2 separate regions of the Homo sapiens genome follow, and region 2 is linked to region 1. A link is a loop called in an ENCODE intact Hi-C map of the cell type or tissue named here. Cell type or tissue: Caco-2. All regions are shown on one strand. Links, peaks and the distances in the headings refer to the core of each region. The heading gives the core; the rest is flanking DNA. Region 1 has its middle 28 kb from the start of PANCR. Region 2 has its middle 130 kb from the start of ENPEP.

What was found. Peaks named below come from ENCODE experiments on the same cell type or tissue, not always from the same donor. Only the 100,000 strongest peaks of a DNase experiment are listed, where the experiment ranks them.
Region 2: a loop joins it to region 1, with 5 times the contacts of the local background. A loop is called at or near these places in 2 of 110 quality-filtered maps.

The regions. Positions count from the first base shown.
Region 1 is chr4:110,584,325-110,589,708 of GRCh38, reverse strand. No RefSeq gene overlaps it. Among named protein-coding and RNA genes, the nearest start is that of PANCR, 28 kb to the left of the region's middle. RefSeq lists a silencer at 1,502-1,796. In Caco-2, for the core only: a CTCF peak has its summit at 3,299 (motif pointing right); no DNase peak of the experiment used is centred there.
Region 2 is chr4:110,342,181-110,347,564 of GRCh38, reverse strand. No RefSeq gene overlaps it. Among named protein-coding and RNA genes, the nearest start is that of ENPEP, 130 kb to the left of the region's middle. In Caco-2, for the core only: a CTCF peak has its summit at 3,181; no DNase peak of the experiment used is centred there.

The sequences.
Region 1 (5,384 bases), core at 215-5,214:
ATTGTGTTTTCAAGCCCTGTTTTTCTCCTCAGATAGTTTAAGAAAACCTCTAAACAACTCTTGAAATGACAGTACATCTTCAATAAGATCTCTCATGAATTCTGCACATTTTAATTCTCAAATTATGTTAAATGTCTAGATCCACTCTAGGATGACTAAATATATAGAACTAAGTAATACAATTTACTAAAAAGAATTGCTCCCTCTAGTGAAGTCACAATATTATTTCATTTCCTGGCACTCCTGTACTGAGTAATTTAATAAATGTTATAAGTGATGATGACTATTATGTTGATGATAGTGGTCTGGCCTACTTTTGTGATATTAAATTTTAATGTTTTCTGTGCTTGAAAACAGGAAAGTTAATAATGGTTGATTACAGCTGTTTACTGGATATTTTAGAACATTACATTTAAAAACTCTGTGTTGAAAAAGTAATTTATTTCTAAAACTCTTGAGATTATTTCTGAAACACTATTGGTACTATGTGATGTTGAGGCCTATGACAAAGTTGACATTAGCAGAGTAAAGAGGGGAATTAATGCAATTGTCCTAATAATTAAAAGTGTTCTGGGGAAAGTAAGTTTAACTGGAAATCTAATTTTAGCCATAATGCCTATCTTTGCTCTGGTTACCATATACCTAAGAAAAATTAGACATTATCAATCTTATTCCTCTCTACTAGTCAGAAATATTGTGCAACTAATCATACAGATGTAAGATATTTGAAATTATTGGACTTGTATTTAAATTGCTGTTACAACACCTGAATATAAATCAAAATAGTGGGGCTGCTGTAAAAGGACAAGTATTATTTAATTCTCAATTTGTTAATGCAGATCTGGCCTTACTTCATTTTAAATCACAGGAAAGAGAAATCAAAATGGAAAAGTTATCCAGGTGATTACATTTATACAAGTGATTAACTTAAATGTGACAATAATAATAAAGAAGAACAAAACAAAATCAGTGAGGAGATTCACTTTTCCTTCCAAGTAGGACCGCATTTTCTGGGGAATTTGAATTACCTGGATAATTATTTCTGTACTCCACCACTTTGTCTGAAAAGGCAAAGCATTTTTACAATAATAGCCCGGTTACCAGTCCCATCAAGTTACTGTTTTTCTGTATCAATAATAATAGAGTAATTCCACCAAATTTTATGTAGTTTTCGCCTTCCAAGTGCTTAGCAAATATTAATTCATCAATGTAGCATTCCTATGAGGAGGTAAGAATTTTTAATAAAAAAATATAATCTAGATTAATTTACTTGAAAGCACACATGTAAGAGAAGCAGAGAAGCTCTAAAAAATTAAATGATTATATAAGGATATGAAAGAAGGCAATATTATTTTATGGTTCATTCTCTCTCCAAGTAATTTGAAGAGAAGCTCTTGGGAGTAACAGGCCCGTCAAGGTTTAAAAAGATTTTGTCTACAGTCTCGTCTTTCAAGTGAAGGAACAATTAGCAATATTTCCATGGAGACGTGACCAAGTCCCAGGCCAAGAACAACCCTCGCCCCAGGCACCCAGCCCAGGCCCTTCCTGGGGTTCACTGGACCCCGCCAAGAGCAGAAGCCTCGTGTCCCGCACGCTGGGCACCCGCATGAGGCTGCCTGTGGCTGCTCCGCAAGGTCCTCGAGGCAGAAATCTCGGTGGGCGGAACCCAGTTCGATGCTGTCAAGGCTGCCAGTCTCCTCCACACCTTCCCGGAGGCCTCCTCCTTTCCCTCCAAGGCCAAGTGCGCCATTTATTTTGAGAAGCCTGAGGCTTCGTCCTCGTCCTGGGGACCTTTCCGCGCACATCTCTTGCTCCTGCATCCTAGAGGGAACGGCGCTCTGACCTGGAGGAGGCACTAGCCCGACGCTGGACGCACGGAATCCTGAGAACAGGCGGGCTGGGAGCACTGGTGGGCCAGGGCTGCGGCGTCCCAGGCAGGGTCGGGCCTCGCCTTCGCTGCGTTCCCAAGCGAGGCCCTAGAGGAAGGGGCGGAGAGGGTGATCCTCTGAGGCTCCTGAGGACCGGGAAGGGTGTCCACACCCGGGAAAGGGAGGCTATTGTTTTGGCCTTTTACTATTCCACGCTTTCTCCAAAAGCCTGGTTAAAAGTCAAGGGAAGGGCCGGGTGCGGTAGGTCACGCCTGTAATCCCAGCACTTTGGGAGGCCAAGGTGGGCGGATCACGAGGTCAGGAGATCGAGACTATCCTGGCTAACAAGGTGAGACCCCATCTCTACTAAAAATACAAAAAATTAGCAGGGCGTGGTGGCGGGCGCCTGTAGTCCCAGCTACTCGGGAGTCTGAGGCAGGAGAATGGCGTGAACCCGGGAGGCGGAGGTTGCAGTGAGCCGAGATGGCGTCACTGCACTCCAGCCTGGCGACAGAGAGACACTCGTCAAAACAAACAAACAAAAAAGTCCAGGGAAGTGGTTGGTGGTAGGTAAAGTTCCTTGGTCTCTCTGATGGGGTGACTTCTATCCACCCTGAGTCACCCGTTTGTGTCCCAGCTTTCAGCAGTTTCCCCCCAGCTCCCTGGTACTGTCCGTTGTGAAAATTTGAAACGAAAAAAAATCTGCCCTTGGGTGTTCCTAAAACTTTCTGATTGTTTCTCTGGATAGTGGACAGCTGCCATGATAGGCAATCCTCACACCGTATCACGGCGTGTTGAGTTTATCCCAAGATAACAGCGTCTTTGTAGCAATAACTGATGAGGAAGAACATTTTATTTATTCATTTATTTTTAATTTCATAAGTGATGAGAAACCAAGGGTTTGGATGATAGAGTTCCGAGGAAGGAGAAACGCAGGTGTGTAAAACGAGACATTTGGCATATTCAGTGTTGGAGAAAGGTGCTCCTTTTGGAAAGATGAAGTTCAGGGAAATTCATTGTTTCTCAGGTATTTCTGTTTTCCTTAGGATATTTCTAGTTTTGATCACCCTCATTTAAGGAGACAGAAAAAGCTAAGTGAGAACTGAACTTCAGTTCATCAAATCTGTCTTCATTTAGGCTTCAGTCAATCCTTTGTTCTTTGAAAAAAAATCCTCCCCCACCACATCCTACCCCACCATGATATTATAATAGTCCAGCTAAACTACGTATAAAAAAGAATATAAATAAAATATAAGTATTAAGAACACTCAAAGCCGGGTGAAATTATTCATACTTGCAAAAGTTGATGAGCTAATTTGGCTCTGAGCTTGCTTAGAGCAAGCAGTAAAAAATAGAAGGCATTTTGGTTTCTGCAAGGCTACTTTGTAAAATCTTTGATCTGCCACTAGAGGCTGCTCTTAATTCTTAATATGTCAGGACTAATCCAGTGAGAAGTTTTTTTTCCTCACAGCCAGTAAGGAACTGGAGATTACTTTAGAAGCTGCATTTCTTTGCTGTTATTTGATGTCTTTTTCCCGCGAACCGTTCTTTTTCCCTCCCTCTCTCTCTTCCCTCCCTTCCTTCCTTCCCTCCTTCCTTCCTTCTTTCTTTCTTTCTTGGGAGAGGCAGAATGGCACTACGTCAGTTCTGTTTGATTTTGGCTTGCATCCAAATAGAAAATAAAGACACTCTTAGTTTGGGCTTACGCTTTTGTATTTCAGCACAGTACATAGGCTTACGGTGTTTTTGGTTGCCGTTACCAAATTTTCCTTTTTGCAATTTGAAAGACAGCCTGATCAACATAGTGAAACCCTGTCTCTACTAAAAATACAAAAAAAAAAAAATTATACAGGTGTGGGGGCGGTCGCCTGTAATCCCAGCTATTCGGGAGGCTGAGGCAGGAGAATTGCTTGAACCCAGGAGGCGGAGGTTGCAGTGAGCTGAGATCACACCATTGAACTCCAGCCTGGGCAACAACAGCAAAACTCCATCTCAAAAAAAAAAAAAAAAAAAAAGGAACTCATTCAGAATTCAACAGCAACCAAGGAGTGAAGCTGAGAGCAGATCTGATTTGCGTGATGCCAAAGCTCACCTTCTTTTTAATTCATCACACTATAAGTTTAGCAAGGACGGGCCAGGTGTGGTGGCTCATGCCTGTAATCCCAGCATTTTGAGAGGCCAAGGGGGGCAGATCATGGGGTCAGGATATCGAGACCATCCTGGCTAACACGGTGAAACCCCATCTCTACTAAAAATACAAAAAATTAGCTGGGCATGTTGGCACATGCCTGTAGTCCCAGCTACTCAGGAGGCTGAGGCAGGAGGATCGCTTGAACCAGGGAGGCGGATGTTGCAGTGAGCCAAGATGGTGCCACTGCACTCCAGCCCGGGCGACAGAGTGAGACTCTGTCTCAAAAAAAAAAAAAAAAAAAAAAAAGAAGTTTAGCAAGGACAAAAGTATTATTAAGGAATCATCCATACATTTGATAGTTATTGAATTTTATTTTTATTAGCTAAAGTCTATACTTCATTCAGATTACCTTGGGTTTTATCTAATATCCTTTTTCTGTTCGAGGATCCCAACTACGACACCACATTACATTTAGTTGTTTTAGGGCTCCCTGGGTTCCTCTTGGTTGAAACAGTTTCTCACACTTTCACTTTTTTTTTTTTAATCTTGACAGTTTTGAGTAGTGGTCAGACATTTTGTAGAATGTTTCTCAATTGTGATTTGTCTGATATTTTTCTCATGATTAGTCTAGGGTTATGGGTTTGTGGAGGATGGCCACAGAAGTAAAGTGCCATCTTCATTATATCATATCAAGGGTACACGTCAATATGATTTGTCACTGTTAATGTTGATCTGGAACACCTGGCTGTGGTATTGTTTCTCAAGTTCTCCACTTTACTGTCATTTTGTGTAGAGATTACATGTCCCTTTTTTGTCCAGGCTGGTCTCGAACTCCTGAGCTCAGGTGATCCTCCCTCATTGGCCTCCCAGAGTGCTGGGATTATAGGCACGAACCACTGCACCTGGCCCAGATATCTTCCCCCCGCCACTCCCTTTTTTTATTGTATTTTTTGGGAGGAAGTCACTCTGCGCAGTCTGCTTTTATTTATTTATTTATTTATTTATTTATTTTATTTTATTTTTATTTTTTTGAGACGGAGTCTTGCTCTGTCGCCCAGGCTGGAGTGCAGTGGCACAATCTCGGCTCACTGCAAGCTCCGCCTCCCGGGTTCACGCCATTCTCCTGCCTCAGCCTCCCGAGTAGCTGGGACTACAGGTGCCTGCCACCACGCCCGGCTAATTTTTTGTATTTTTAGTAGAGACGGGGTTTCACCGTGTTAGTCAGGATGGTCGCGATCTCCTGACCTCGTGATCCGCCCGCCTCGGCCTCCCAAAGTGCTGGGATTACAGGCGTGAGCCACCGCGCCGGCCCACAGTCTGCTTTTAAGGAAGGGATAGCTATGCCTTACTTCCTTGAGGCAGAAGCAACTACATCACTTATTTGG
Region 2 (5,384 bases), core at 211-5,210, 240 kb after region 1:
TGATGACAGTAAATCTCTACTCCCTATCCCATTGAAAGCTTTACCATAATGTCTGTCTGCGTTGGGGTTATACTTTCAACATCTGCTGTTGCTACACATAAAAGATGAAGTTCAAATGTGTGACACATTCATGAGTATACTTAAATAGGCTTCACATTATGTGAATGAATCTGTAGTTCTGAGCCTTTTTCTCCCATTCTATAAAGCATTCAAGAATGTGTGTGTGTGCGTGCGTGTGTGTGTGTGTGTGAGAGAGAGAAAGAGAGAGAGAGAGAGAGAGAGAGAGATAGAAAGGTAGTTGATACCTAATTTAATATTTTAAAAATGCTTTCTTATTCCACCACCCTCCAGAAATGACTCCCAGGATGTCGGAGAACTAACCCACCGGGGGCAATACTATCTCAGATGAAGCTACTGAATTACTAAATTTAAAAATAAACCACAGTTTTCCACTCAACCATAATGAATAAACTGTTACTGGACTTGCCCTTCAACAACTAAAAGAAATTCAAACTGGGAAAAATACATGAAGTGATTGTTTTTAGACATTGGCAGCCCACCACCATGCTTCCTAATGGAGGGATGCAAATGTGGTCAGCCTGACCATCAGCCCCCAGCTTGCTCTCTGGAGGGACTTTCCAGACTGAGGCACAATGAGGTGCCAGAGTGCTTCTGGCTGTCAAGGCATTCAAAGGCAAGGAGCAGGATCCCCCACGTCACCCCCTCTTCAGCATTTCAAATTCCACTGCCTTGAGGCCCTCTTCTCCTCTAACCTGGAATACTGATATTTCTCCCCAAATTTATATTCCTCTTTTCATTTTCACACCTGAAAATCCGTCCTTGAAATATAGATCAGATTGATTTTTTTCTAAAATATAAATGTGATTGCAATTCTTTCAGTTAAAATTATTAGGTGACTTTCTCTGCCTTTGGAATACATTAAAAATAGTAGCATGGAACATAAAATTTTAGTGGCCTGGCTTCTATATATTACTACTCCCATCTCAGAGTAAATAGATGGGAGCAGTAACTCTGCCTTGCTTCTCTACTTCCACATCTGACACTCCAATCTTACCAGTAGTTTCCTGAATAGGGCATTCTTTCACAAGCTCATGGCCAGCTTCATGGGCACACAACCTGTGTGGCCCAAGAGGACCCTGTGCTCACAAGGGCCCTGTATTTGGTTTAAGACTCTGCTGTCGCCATCTTGAAATACTCAATAATTTTTAACAAGGTGCCCCATATATTCATTTGGCACTGGGCTCCACAGGCACATGCGTACACACACACACACACACACACACACACACACACACACACACAGACACCTAGAATAAGACAAGACACATGGGGAATGGAATAGTGTGTGGGTGGAATATAAACAGCACCGGGGCACTTAGGTTTGAGTTTCAGCCCTATGAGATTTTAGCTCTTAACTTCTCTTAATCTGTTTCATTACCTGTAATGAGGATTCAAATACCACTCCTGCATACCACAATGGGCCTGTTAAAAGAATTGACTGAAATGATATAAAAGTTTGTAAAAAGTAAAATACAGTTAAGGGTTTTAATCATATCATCATCATCTTAATTGGTTTACTTGGTTCAGTTAATATCAACTAATCTTCATTTCCAGAAGGAAGTATTAAGCATGTCAGAGAAACTCATTATCTTTTATTCTCCACCAAAAACTAGGAGGGCTTTAATAGTGGATTTGTGAAGTTTGTATTCAAGAATTGCATGAGTTTAGAAAAAAATGTTTATAATACACTCCTCATAATATAAATGAGAATATCTTGGCTATTGTGTAAGGAAGAAATTATAGGTCAACTAAAGCAGAAATTATGAAAATATTTCACAATTGAATCATCTATTAATTTCTTTTGAAGAGGATGCCAGTTCCTGTGAAATGAACACACTCATGTTGCTGGAAGAAATGGAGAAACAAAATGTCGATCCATACAACAGAATATTATTCAGCAAGAAAAAGGAAAAAGCTACTGATACATGCTATATGATGAACCTGAAAAACAATGCAAAGAAAGAAGCCAGATGCAAAAGATCAGATATTTTATGATTCCATTAAATGAAATTTTTAGAAAAAGCAAATCCATAGAGATAGAAAGCGATCTGTGGTTGTCTGGGCCTGAGGTTGGGAGTGAAACTGATTGCAAATGGCACACAGCAACTTTTTGGAGTAATAGGAATGACCTAAACCCAGATTGCAATGATGGTTGCCCAGCTATATGAGCTTCCTAGAAATCATCTAATTATACAAACAGTGAGTGATTTCATAATTGTACCTCAATAAAGCCACTCAAAAAAGAAAATAAGAAGGGAAGGAAAGGGGGAAGAAAGGAAAGAAGGAAAAAAGACATGAGAAAGACAAAAGAAAATAAAAAGAAGAGAAAAACTCACTGCTATACAATGATCACTCCCAGCCCTAGCCCCACACTGCTTAGCGCCAGCTCTAATACCAGCTTTGTGATCTTGGCAAGTCGTTTTATAAATGAAAGCTTAAAACGCCTTCCACCAATCTTAAAGAAAAAATAAAACAGATTTTAAAATTGTTAATAGCTGTTGAAATGACCTCCCCTTCTCTTCATTAGAACTTCCTAGCTTCTTATTTTCACTAGGAAGAAAAAGATCATATCAAAATAAGCACCTCAGTTTGCAAACTAAAATTTTCTTTGGATATTCCTCCTTCTCTCTTGCAAGAAAATTTCTCATTCTGAATTCTTGAATCCATCATCTTTTTTTCATTTGTTTGCATCATCATTCTTCCCCTTTCTGTGAATCCTCCTTGACCTATAAATGTACTCAAACATCTCAAATTTAAAAACAAAACAAAACTCTATTTACTGTTCTTGAGCAGGGGTGGAATTTTTAATTACTAATTAGTCATACCTTAAATCTTCCTCCCTTGAGAATCACCAATAAGCTCCTGAATGCCAGATTCAGTAGTAGTTTCTCCAACCTCCTCAATAGTCTTTCTATAGCTCACATCTCCATAATGCAATATTTTTTTAAACCATTTACTTCTGGTACTGCTAGGGTTTTCTGGGTTATGTTGTTTTTCTCCTGCCTTTCCTACTTCTTCAGAGGCTAATTTTCATGCTTCATTTCTCTAGCTATTTTTAAATGGAGCTTTTCATCTAGGTTCAAACATGTGTGTTCCATACTATTCTATATCCTACACTCTACCCCCACCACCAGGCCTCTTTCATTTTTACAGTTTCAACCCCTGCCTCTAAGATTTTCAATCCTAACTTCTACCACCATCTCCAGTCCCACATTTTTAACTTCTTTCTGGATAACTCCACCTTTATGTATAACTTGCAACACAAACTTAACATGGCCGACTCCAACTCAAAAGCTTGTGCTCATTTCAATCTGCCATAATAACTCTTAAAAATATGTAAAATGTAATACTGGTTTCCATTTGTTGGAACTATAGTAGAATATGGAGATTTTGAAAAGAAAGGCAAGAGGGCTCAAGGTGAATATGGCCTTGAATAATTTATTCAGGGGAAGAACTAAACATCCTATAACATTGCAGGGAAAAAAGCAGGACTGTTGCCCACAATTTGATTTAATTATTACTTCAATTTAATTCCTTTTTAATAGGTTCTCTTGACTTGCCCTAATTCCATCCACCAAGTTGCACTCCTGGGCTTCCAGAATTTAGACTTAATTATTTGGGATGACCAAACTGAGAAAATTCTGCACTTGATTGTCTGCCAGTAGACCGTACCACTTGACTTGGTGATTCCTGTAACAGAATATTAATCTTGAAGAATTACCACCCTGATATTGGTCCATACTTGGGTGTGGCTCTAGTGTTACAGGATTTCATGAGTGCTGCTTTGTCAGCTGGAAATCTCTGTAGCCACCACTGCCTCTATCCGGCCTTGCTTGGGCCCACTGGGCTCACTCTACCTGCTCAGCCTTGCAGGTTGTGCTTGGCTCATGCCCACTCAGATCCCATTCCTGCCACAGCTCCACATTCAGCCCACTGCTGGACTGGGCATGCCGTGATCAGCTTCCATGGTGGGTGCCAGCATCTAGATGAGGGGAACATGGTGGCACCCAAAAACTCAGAGATGATAGCAACTGTGGTGCCCCAAAGGTGTTACAGCTCTTGCTCAAGGAGTCCCAACATCTGAGCCTCCAGAAATGTCACAGCTCTTTGTTCCTGCAGCTTGGTGAGGTGGTGGGGTGGGGGGTGTTACAGCTCTCTTTCTCCTGTGGTCCCATGAGCAGGAGCATGTTACAGCTCTTTTATTGCCATTGTCTGCAGCTCAGCAAGTTCTGGGCTCTTGTCTCACAACCAAGATGAATGATGTGCGTGGACATCACGGAGTGAGTAACGCAGAGAAGTATTTTATTGAGTGACAGAAGAAAAGCTCACAGCTGCAAGAGGGAACCCCAAAAGCAGACATAGCTGCCTGTGAGGCTGAGTCTGGGGTTTTTATGGGCTTAGAATGAGGGAGTGTGTGCTGATTGGTCCATGGGCAAGCTTGGAAAAAGCACAATTTGACTGGTTAAAAGACATTATCCAGAAGGAACCAATGGAGGGAGAAGGTAAGACAGGAATAGAAGTTCTCACTTCAGTCGTGGGCTCTATCCTGAACTAGCCTCTCAGTTTTCAAATTTTAAACTGGCTTTGGCTTGAAGGTCTGGTTTCACCAGGGACCCATCCCTGTCTGCCTAGGAATTTGTCTGTCTCATGTCACTATCACTACTACTGCAGCAAGCTGTGGAAGACAGAGTCAATAACCATAAAAGAGAGACTGCTAACACAGCCATTACTGAATATTCCATCATTGCCTTACAAGAGCAAACAAAAACTAAGACAGCCTCCTCACCAGATTTTGCCATCAATTACTTTAATTTCAGAAATCATTTGTATTTAAAATATGTTAGATTCAGGAGTGCTTTGGTGGTCCTTCAATTTCAGAGTATTTTTCATTCAGATTGAAATGTCACTAGCTTCTAACTGAATGACAGAAAAAGCTAAAGTGATCTGTCACTGGAAATTGCTCCTGAATTCTAAATATAAATCTTCTCTGATGTTAAAAGAAAAAATAAAGGCTTTCAGTAAAAATCTCACCAAAAATATTTTCCCTCTTTACTAAACACGTACACTTTAATTGACATTTTTAACTTTATTATAAAAAATGTCAGAATACACCTATCACCCAGATGTAACAATTATTATTTTTAACATTTGTTTCTATTTTTACTGACATCTTAAACCTTAATGTATCAGGGTACCACCCTAAAAGATATGGGCATTTTTCTACCTAACTATAATACTATTACTGTACCTAACTCAGTAATAATTTATTTTCAATAATAATTAATTTAGTATCCAATTCATAT